Regions from separate parts of the Homo sapiens genome. Here region 1 is linked to region 2. Evidence: chromatin loops called from intact Hi-C (ENCODE). Cell type or tissue: psoas muscle. All regions are shown on one strand. Region 1 overlaps EXOC4 (exocyst complex component 4). Region 2 holds the start of LOC124901749 (a long non-coding RNA gene).

The links. Hi-C counts contacts between places; a loop is a spot of excess contacts. Peaks named below come from ENCODE experiments on the same cell type or tissue, not always from the same donor. Only the 100,000 strongest peaks of a DNase experiment are listed, where the experiment ranks them.
Region 1: it touches region 2 in a loop (5-fold over the local background); 2 of 110 quality-filtered maps call a loop at or near these places.

Annotation. Positions count from the first base shown.
Region 1 is chr7:133,805,194-133,810,193 of GRCh38, reverse strand. All of the region lies in intron 10 of EXOC4 (exocyst complex component 4), which reads right to left. The region is part of intron 3 of LOC101928861 (a long non-coding RNA gene); the gene reads left to right. Among named protein-coding and RNA genes, the nearest start is that of LRGUK, 320 kb to the left of the region's middle. In psoas muscle, no CTCF peak of the experiment used is centred here; no DNase peak of the experiment used is centred here.
Region 2 is chr7:133,755,216-133,760,215 of GRCh38, reverse strand. The region is part of intron 10 of EXOC4 (exocyst complex component 4); the gene reads right to left. It overlaps LOC124901749 (a long non-coding RNA gene), which reads right to left and starts at 4,624. Exons shown (of 2, transcript XR_007060533.1): 1 at 1-4,624. In psoas muscle, no CTCF peak of the experiment used is centred here; no DNase peak of the experiment used is centred here.

The DNA of each region.
Region 1 (5,000 bases), 50 kb before region 2:
ATTGTAGAAGCTGCAATGACAGCAGTGATGTTTTATTTATTTGAATAAAAATAATTGCTTATTAAATAAGTATTCCTTACATTCATATCCTAAAAAGCTTTTAAAATTCGACGGCCAGCATCACTAATAATGGGACAAAATGGACATCATGTGCCTTCTGATATGATATAAAGAAGAACACAGTATTGTTTTCTGTTACTCTTGCTAAAAATGCGCAACTTGAGTCTAATCATGAGAGCACATCATTCATTTTTCATGAAACCAAAATACAAAATCAAAGGTACAAATTTCAGAATATTCAAATTCAGGATTCTGGTTTTAGAGCACAAGTAATTCATGCATGACTCTTTCACAAACAGTGAATCACTGTTTATTGCTAATTATGTCTTTTAATGTGTACATTTATATATGCTCTGTATCATACAACATAAACTTTTCACTTTGCTATCTCCTGACTTTGCTGTATATCATTACATATAATTTGGTAGTTTAGGATGAATAACGTACACATTAATATAGATATTTGGGAGGTCTTGGAATTTTCCTGCTGATTCCATGTATCACAACCAATAGAAACGCGTGATTTATCCTTTATGACTTCTGCATTTTGCAGGATCTCTCAACATATCATTTCCTCTTACATGTTTTCTAATCTAGTCTTGACTCTGCAGAGATGTACCATCCTTACTGAGAAGCTCTGAATCTCTCCTATTAATAAAGACTAAAAAAATGAATCTGAACTCTTTCATCTCCATTTTAGTCCAAGATTTCTATGTGAAAAGTTGCATGACATTTACAGGTCTGCGGAAGCTTTGCATGATCAAAAGTAAGTCCACACGGTCCCATCCTCATTGTGCCAATCCTCTACTGTCACATTTAATATTGTTATATGACACAGATTGTGTATAAAAGCATGCATTAAAATTTTAATTGGCAATAAACGGTGACATACTGTTTGTGACACCATCATGAATGAATTACGTGTGCTACAAAAGCCACAGATCTGCATCAGAATTCTGTACCTTTGATTTTGAGTTTTGGTTTTATGTAAAGAATGCAAACAACAGTAAAAACAAGCCTGTAGCATGAATGATACATGAGTTACAAAGAGAAAATAAAATGCACATTCCCCCTAAATCCAGCAAACTGAAATAATCTTTGGACCCAGAATGAGAATGAAACACCCTAAATCCAGCAAACTGAAATAATCTTTGGACCCAGAATGAGAATGAAACACTAACTGTCAAATGCAGAACTTTTCAGGAGAGATATGGGCCCATGTACAAAGATGGCAAACAGCACTAATAACAGAGTCCTGCATTCTGATGACACTTTCTGCACACCACTCTAAGGGAAATCATGGACTATTTATGAGAACACAGTATATTCAAAATCCCTACCATGGTAGATTTATATGTAAAAAAAAAAATCAACCTACAACTCATAATAAAATCCACCCCCAGACATGGGCCCATCCTTGTACAAAGAACTATGACCCGTTAGCTATACTCAGATGACAATTGGGCTTTGGGAATCAAACCCAAGTGAGGCCATGCAAAAGGCTGGAAACAACTCAGTCTGCAGAAAGAAGGCGCCCCCAGCAAACAGGGCTCCTTTAAGATATATTTCTTACTTTCTCAACTGCTCTCAGGTATGACTTTTAAGACACAGAGCAAACTGGAAAACAACTTAGGCAAAGAAGGAAAGAAGCCTCAGAGGAATTGATTTGAGATATATTCAACTCACTAGTATTATCTGAGTCGAAAAAGATCATTTAGAAATGATTTACAAGGGACTCATTCAGAAACAGCAGCAACAGGCATATTTAAGACCATAAATCAGTGGAACATGAAAACCGAAAAAAAATCCATAAAGGTTAATGCACTTTGGAGCACGTTTGCCTCTTAATTCATGGGAGTAAGCCATTGGCACATCAGGAAGAGGTTCTCTCCCAACAAGCTGTAATTGTTCATGCTGAGTGTAACTACTATCTGTGCCTTTTGTATATAAAGATTTTCTGTGTAAAAGTACAAAATAAGCTCATCACTGCAGAGCCCAATCATGTCCTCAGCCCATACCCGTAGGAGACAATTTGCTGAACTAATCAAATAAAAAGGGATTTGGGTGCTCTTATTTGTAATGTGTGCAATTCATGTCTGGAAGTAGAGGAGAAAAGAGGTAAAAATCATTAAATAAAGGGAGAAAGAATATTATCTACAAAATTTGGACGCTGCAGGCTTATAAACAAATTTAACTTAAAAAAATCTTACCATGAGTATATTGCAAGTGATTTGTGACTACAGTTAAGTGTTCCCTCTAGACTGAAAAGCACTTTAGGTAAAATGAAGTAAGCCTCTCTAAAAACGACAGCTGTTAAATTTTTTAAGCATATAATTTGGAAATTGAAGTGACTTAAACTCTAACCCTTCATATCAAACAATCTTTTTAAACCAAAGATTGCATAAATAAATAAGGGATGCTGACATAAAACTCAGAGAACAAAATAATAATCCTGCTTTTCCAAGAGGTCTGGAATTCTGGTTTTATCCTTTCAATTTATCTTACGGTAAATACCCTCTTCTTTCTTTCTTTATTTTTTTTTCAGAAGATAAAGCTGTCAGAAAAATTTCCAAGAAAAACTGCAATTTATTCAAAATATCCATCATACACCTGGAAACTTATGTGTCACGTATTAAATATACTCTGTTTTAGGTGCCCCATATCAGTTTGACCTTCAGAGACTCTAATGCAAGACACAGGAGAATCTGGCAAATTTTCTACCTGTTGCTATTCCAGTAGGAGCTGTATTAATAATTGCTTAAACCCATGGAGCGCTTACCACGTCCTGATCAAAGAGCTTTATATGGATTCTTTTTTATGTGACTTTCACAGACACTCTATGAGGACTGTGCTTTTACTATCTCCATTTTACATGTGATAAAACTGGGCAGCTGAAAAAATGGCAGTAACATTAACAGCTGACAGTTCTTATTGTTCTTATTGTAGTCATCTTTCAGTATCCCTGGGGGACTGGTTCCAAGACCATCTGGGTCTGTGCACACTCCAGTCCGGCAGTCAGCCCTGCAGAACCTGCGTATATGAAAAGTCGGCCCACCATATCTTCCGATTTCACATGCTGTGAATGCTGTATTTTCGATCTGCATTTGGTTGTGGATGCAGAGCCCTGCGATATGAGGGCCGACCGTATTTATTTAAGAAAATCAGCATAGAAGTGGACCTGCACAGTTCAAACCAGTGTTTTCTGAGGGCCAACTGTATAGGCCAGCATTGTTTTAAGTAATCACCATGCTTTGCTTCACATATTCCTTATAACACTATGAAGTTAGGTACTTTTATAATTGCCATTTGGAAGCAGACACGAAGGCACAGAAAGGCAAAGTTACTTTCCCAAGGTCATACAGCTAGCAAGGGATGGGGCCAAAATTTGACCTTGGACAGTTTGTCTCCAGAGACCATGCCAGACTTCATCACGCTATCCAACATACTTTAATATCAAAGCCTCTCAAAGGTTCACCCGTAAGGTTAGAACTCCAGAGGTGGGCAGGCAAGGGGATGACAATCAATAGACTTAAGTCCATGCTGAAAACCCTAAAGTGTGTGCTGAGGTACTGGGACATTGTGTGGATGGAGAGGACCATAATATTACTAAATATAAGCATTTGAATATATCAAAGACTGAATTATTTCTCTAAAAATACAACAAATATTATCTCCAGCCCTGACTTCTTGCTCCTGACCTGCATTTCCAATCACTTGATAGATACTTTCAAATGATGTCCTCCTGATAACTCAAACTATGTCCAACATGGAGCTCTTCGCTGCTGCACTCCCATTATCATTTCAATTCTCTCCTCCTGTGTTCTCTATTTTTGTGTCATCATCATTCCAGTTACCTAAGCTCAAGCTTAAAAATCATCTTTCACTTTTTCTTCAGCCTTGCTACTCATGCAAGAAGCTTCTAGATGTATAGACATTCTCTTTATATTAAATCTTAAGTTCATACATTTATCTACTTGTTTACCCCTTCACTATTTATTACTCCTTATGCTGAAAGGTAGGCACTATGTTAGTGTTCCAGGTCTAAGGCACCCCCAGTGAAAGAATTATGCCCCAGGAGCTATCACCCACTTAGCACATGCTATGAATAGTGTTCAAGTAGTTTAATGCTTGAACTCAGACAGACATTCCTGTGCCTCCATTTGTAACACTCACATACTAATTCAGGTTCTTACAAAATGAGATGACGCAGGTGAATAGACAGAATTAAAATAGGGCAAAACTTTTTCCCAGGCCTCCCTAAAATAATCTCCTAACTGATTTTTCCTTCTTCCATCCCTTCTTCCTTCAACTTATAAAATATATGACTATTTGGTTAATCTCATTAAAGCAAAGAATCTAGAACTCCTTGCAGTTTCATAAAACATGCCTTGCTCTCTCTTGCCTCCAGCATAGTCTCTGTACAAGCTGGTTCGTTTATTTAGAACACTGTCCCCCTATCTCCTTCCTGACTGTCACTTGTCCTGTGGCCACTAGCTTAGATGTCACTTCCTCCAGAGGCCCTTCTCCCTTACGTGTATGGTGAATGCCCTTTTACTATGTCACCACACCACCCTGAGTCCACAGAATTCTGCTATGGAGGTATCTGTCTTCCCTACTAGTTTTAAAATATCTTGAAAAGAGGGAACATGTCTTTTTCATGTAGACATTGTTTGGTATCCAGTAGGTAAGAAACTCAAGAAATAAGTCTAACATTATTTCTACTTCTACTCATTAGCAAACTTTGAGTTCCATGTACTCTCTGTATTTTTTTAAGTTCATGCCTTTTCTTATAATGATCATGTGGTCTATTTCTACTGTTCCCTTGCATTTTCTAAATTGTGGCAAATCAGCTAAAGAGGAGTTTTGAAAATTTATCATTTTCACAATAGCCTTTCTTCAAGGACCACTTCAAAACTAAGTCACTCACAAAGTTTTCCCAG
Region 2 (5,000 bases):
TTCTGAATGGCTCTGTTAAACAAATTGGCTTTGACTCTATACAACTTGCTATATCCTTATCAGGAAGGCAGTGTTTACAATGGCTGTCCCAAGAGAGTAGCCTGATTACACGGAACTAAGCAGCACAACAGCACCCCTAAAAACAGAATTTACTTTCTGGTGATTTTGCCAGTAAGGGATTTTCACTCATTACGCCATTTCATCATTGGCCAAACTCGTGCTGACGTGGAGAGTCAAAACTGAATTCTCACCTGCACACTGTTCCTTCTCAGTTCTTTTCTGTAGCCCTTTCATGTTCTTTTCTCATACCTGAGACTGCTTCTAGCCCAAACTGGAAAGCAGGTGAGTAGGCCAATGCCTTCCCATCTTACTTTTCTTCTACTGTACTCCTTCCTAAACTCTGACCACCCCCACGCCCCCAACATCCAAGGACTGATAACCTTTCTCCTTCTTCTTTTCCCTCAACCTCCATCAGAATTCCAACTAAGCAGGGACCTTCTCTCAGTTTGCTGTCATAGAGGATACAGGAAAGGAGTCAATTCATGATTCCAGGTGGCAAGTATCTAATGACAACTTTATATGCAGTGGGGGTAAGAGTCATACTATCAGGGTTTGAATCCTGGCTCTGCCATTTACTAGTCATGTAACCATGAAAAAGTTATGTAAATCTATTAAGCCAAAATCTCTTCATCTGCAAAATGAGGACACTCATAGGACAGCTGTTTTTAAGTGAGATAATACTTGTACTTGGAAAGCCACTGTAGATCTGTGCCTGAGACACAGTGCAGCTATGTACTATTTTAAAACATCATAATGTTACCATCATCATCTCATCATCATTTAGTAGCCTCTCCCAGATCCACTTGAGTTTTAAAAGATGACTGCTCAGAGAAATAATATCTTAGTTTAATATTCCATGAGAAAAAGGATTCTGGACAGGTGCAGTGGCTCATCCTTGTAATCCCAAAACTTCGGGAGATAAAAGCAGGAGGACTGCTTGAAGCCAGTAGTTCAAGACCAGTCTGGGCAACAAAGTGAGATACCATCTCTAACAAAAAAAAAAAAAAAAAATTCTTTTGTTGGTTTGTTTGTTTGTTTTAAATTAGCTGGGCTAGGAGGTGTGCCCGTAGGGGTTTTTTGGCATGGGGAGCAATCCCTAAATCCAAAAAAATTCATCACATTTAAAACTGTCTACTCTGTCCACATGATAGTGGTCCCTCTCCTTATTCCTCTTTACCCTCTAGAGACACCTCAAAATTTCAGCATTTTTTTCCTTAAGCACTTGAAACTGCCAAAGCACTTGAATTCTTGATTTCCCCTTATGAATAACATGATCTTTGTCCTCTGTAGTCTACAGACTAAAAAGGCATGCTGTATCTCTGGGGGGCAGGGGGAAGAGCTATATCTTAGTAAGGTTATTAAACTTCAAAGATTAATAAAGAATCATCTGGTTGTCTGGCAAGAAAAATTAATGAAACTATGATGTACACATACACACTTTCAGTGTATAACTATATAGCATGTGTCTATTTTACTTATCAAAAATATATATGCATTCTCGAAATATAAGTGAAACAAAGAACACGTGTTCATCCCCAGTGCCCTCATGGCATCTGTATATGTGACTCTGTGTACCTGTTGATTTGTATATCTGCTTCTCCCAGACAGAGAGCTCCTCAGGGATTGAGACCTAGCCTTTAATCATCTTTCTGTCCCTAGGGCCTGGGATATCATAAGCATTCAATAAGTAACCATTCAATTCAAGGAATAAACTATGGGCCGGGCACGGTGGCTCATGCCTGTAATCCCAGCACTTTGGGAAGCAGAGGTGGGAGAATCACTTGCGGTCTGGAATTCGACACCACTCTGGCCAACATGGTGAAACCCCATCTCTATTAAAAATACAAAAATTAGCCGGGCATGGTGGCACGTGCCTCTAACTACTCAGGAAGCTGAGGCAGGAGAATCGCTTGAACTCGGGAGGCAGATGTTGCAGTGAGCCGAGACACGCCACTGCACTCCAGCCTGGGCAACAGAGCGAGACTCCATCTCAAAAACAAAAATAAAATAAATAAACTATGCACTGATTTCATTATTTCATATTAGCTTCATGACTTTCTGCCTGGATCACACTTACTAATAATCCCAATAAAGATGTTTTCCTAAATAGTCTAGCAATTCAAAATTCCCCCAACTGAACAAAAAATAAAAGCAACCATTAATGTGATCCTTCTTCAACCCCTCTGGATAAGAAAGCAGGTTCTGCAGCTCGACATCCTGAGTTCAAAGCTCTGTTTTCCCATTTACTTGTGTCAACTTAAGCAAATTGTGTTAAAAATTTTAAGATAGTCTCCTTATCTGTTTAAAAATGAGGGATAATAATAGTAAGGTAACTATCTCATAGGCGTGTTAAGGGGATTAAATGAGTTTATAAACACAGAAGCACCCACACAGTATTTGTCATATGAATAGCACTCAGGGCTGACGAGGAGCCAATGGGGTCACTGAACAAACACATATTTAGGTGAATCCAGATATACGAATACCTTGTCTTTATCCAGTCCTGCAGTATTGCAAGAATGTTAATATAGAAGGGTTTTGCACGGACAATGGAAGATATCCCACTGTGGGATTATTGTCCTTTTTTCACCATAATTTAATCCAACTTGGGATTCCACGGCATAGGCCTCTCTCAGAAGAATCCACCAAGTAGTTTTGACTTCAGAATCCCTCAGGAAAAGGGCTGTCTAACATTCCTCTCTCTCATCTCAACCTGGACACTTCCAAAGCTGAAGCATACTCATGACACTCCTTTAAACATCAAAATCACAAAGCAAACACAATCTGCATTTTTTTAAAAGTAAGATGCTTCATATTTTTTTCCTAAAACTACTTCCTCCCACCTCCCTTAACTCAGCAGAACAATCCTGAGCCATTTAACTATAGCCATAAAATGCAATTTGTGTTCAATGGCTCACATTCAACATTATATTATTTCCCCACTATAATCGCATTTTAAAGTAGGATCCACTATCTTCCCATGTAAGAAGAGGGCCCTGGAAAAAAGGATGGCATCTTCGGTATTAAGACAGCATGTAAGCATCTGAACAGCCACTTACGCACAGAAAACGAAATCTCGAACAACCAATTTCACAGATAGATTTTCTAATAATATACAGTGAAGCTAGGAAACATATTCAATCCCTTAATACATATTTTTAAAAAGCAGCTAGACCATCGTGACCTTGCCCATTTTCCCCTTCTCATTCTAGAAGCCTGAGTTTAGCATTTCCAGAGTCACCATCTTTGACAACAGCGATTCTCCTAAACTAAATAATCAGATCAGATCCAGATATATTGAACTCATTTTTGTCACTATTTTATGTAACCTTGCAATGTGTTTTATACATGCTTTTCAGAATATCTTCCAATTTTCTACTTTCTTGGTTGCATAATATTAGAGTAAAATAAGCCACATAAAGTCTCCCACCTGTTAGGTGGGGAATACTTTCTGAATTCTATGTCATTTCCATAAATTTTTCTTTCCTGTGCTTAGGGCAAAAGATTCTTGATCCCCAGATGGTATTGCATGAAACATTATATGTGTTTGTGCAGAGTGGCAATTTTAAATGGAGGAGGATTCAAAACTTTCACCGCATTCTCAGTGGGGTATATGACACAAAAAGGTGAAGAATTACCAACATTAGAGAGGATTATAACATTCAGAGTATCATAGAGTCACAGACTAGTTACAGCTTAACAGGACTTTTGAGATAATCTTACAGATGATCAAGCTCAACACTTTTCTACAGGTGAGATAATGAAAGATCAGAGAGGGTAAGTGAATCTGAAGGAACTCTTGTGAAAAAGTAACATTATCAAAATTAAAAGTGACAGTCTAGGCTTCCTCAGCTAAATACCCCCACCCTTTACCTTAAATTGTAACATGAGTACTTAGGGGAAAAAAAGCAGTTAAGTGTCATCAAGATAGTAATTATGGTTGATTTATTTTCTGTAATGGGTTAACATTGCTTTTATGATGAAAATGATAATTATGAAAATTATATGGAAATATGAAAAAATATGCTGTGTAAGAGAAAAGCAGAATACAAAATAGTACAAGTGGTTTTATAAGAATACACATGCATGAGGAAAAGAGCTGGAGGGTATGGAACTAAAAGAAGTTATGTTGGGATAGAACATGATGTTTTTTCTTCATTCAAATATTTCATTAGTATCAGACTATTTTCCCAATGATCTTACTGAGAATACAGCCACCATGCAGACTCTGGTAATATAAGCTAAGTCATGGAGGATGAAGAGGTTAACAGAGAGAAGGAAAAGCAAGCTATTTAGATCAAAGATTACACCTTGACACTAGACACGAAGAAATTAAAAACAGGAATATCTTGGAAATGGTTTAAGAGGCTCAGGGTGGTTGAGCACATAGTTCTGTGGATGAGAGGAGACATGTACTATACCTATGCGCACAGAACCTAGTGTGCTAGGCATTCAGCAGATGGAATTAGGTGTTACTGTTATTATTCTACAGACCTTTTAAAAATTATAAACGATGCCAGGCGAAGTGGCTCATGCCTGTAATCCCAGCACTTTGGGATGCTGAGGCGGGTGGATCACGAGGTCAGGATATCGAGAACATCCTGGCCAACATGGTGAAACCCCATCTGTACTAAAAATACAAAAATTAACTGAGCGTGCTGGCGTGCACCTGTAGTCCCAACTACTTGGGAGGCTGAGGCAGGAGAATCGCTTGAACCCAGGAGGCGGAGGTTGCAGTGGGCTGAGATGGCGCCACTGCACTCCAGCCTGGTGACAGGGTGAGACTCTGTCCCCCCGCCAAAAAAAAAAAAGAGATGTGTATATATATATTATATATATATAATATATATATAATATATATAATATGTATATAATATATATAATATATATAATATATATATAATATATATATTATATATATTATATATATATACACACAC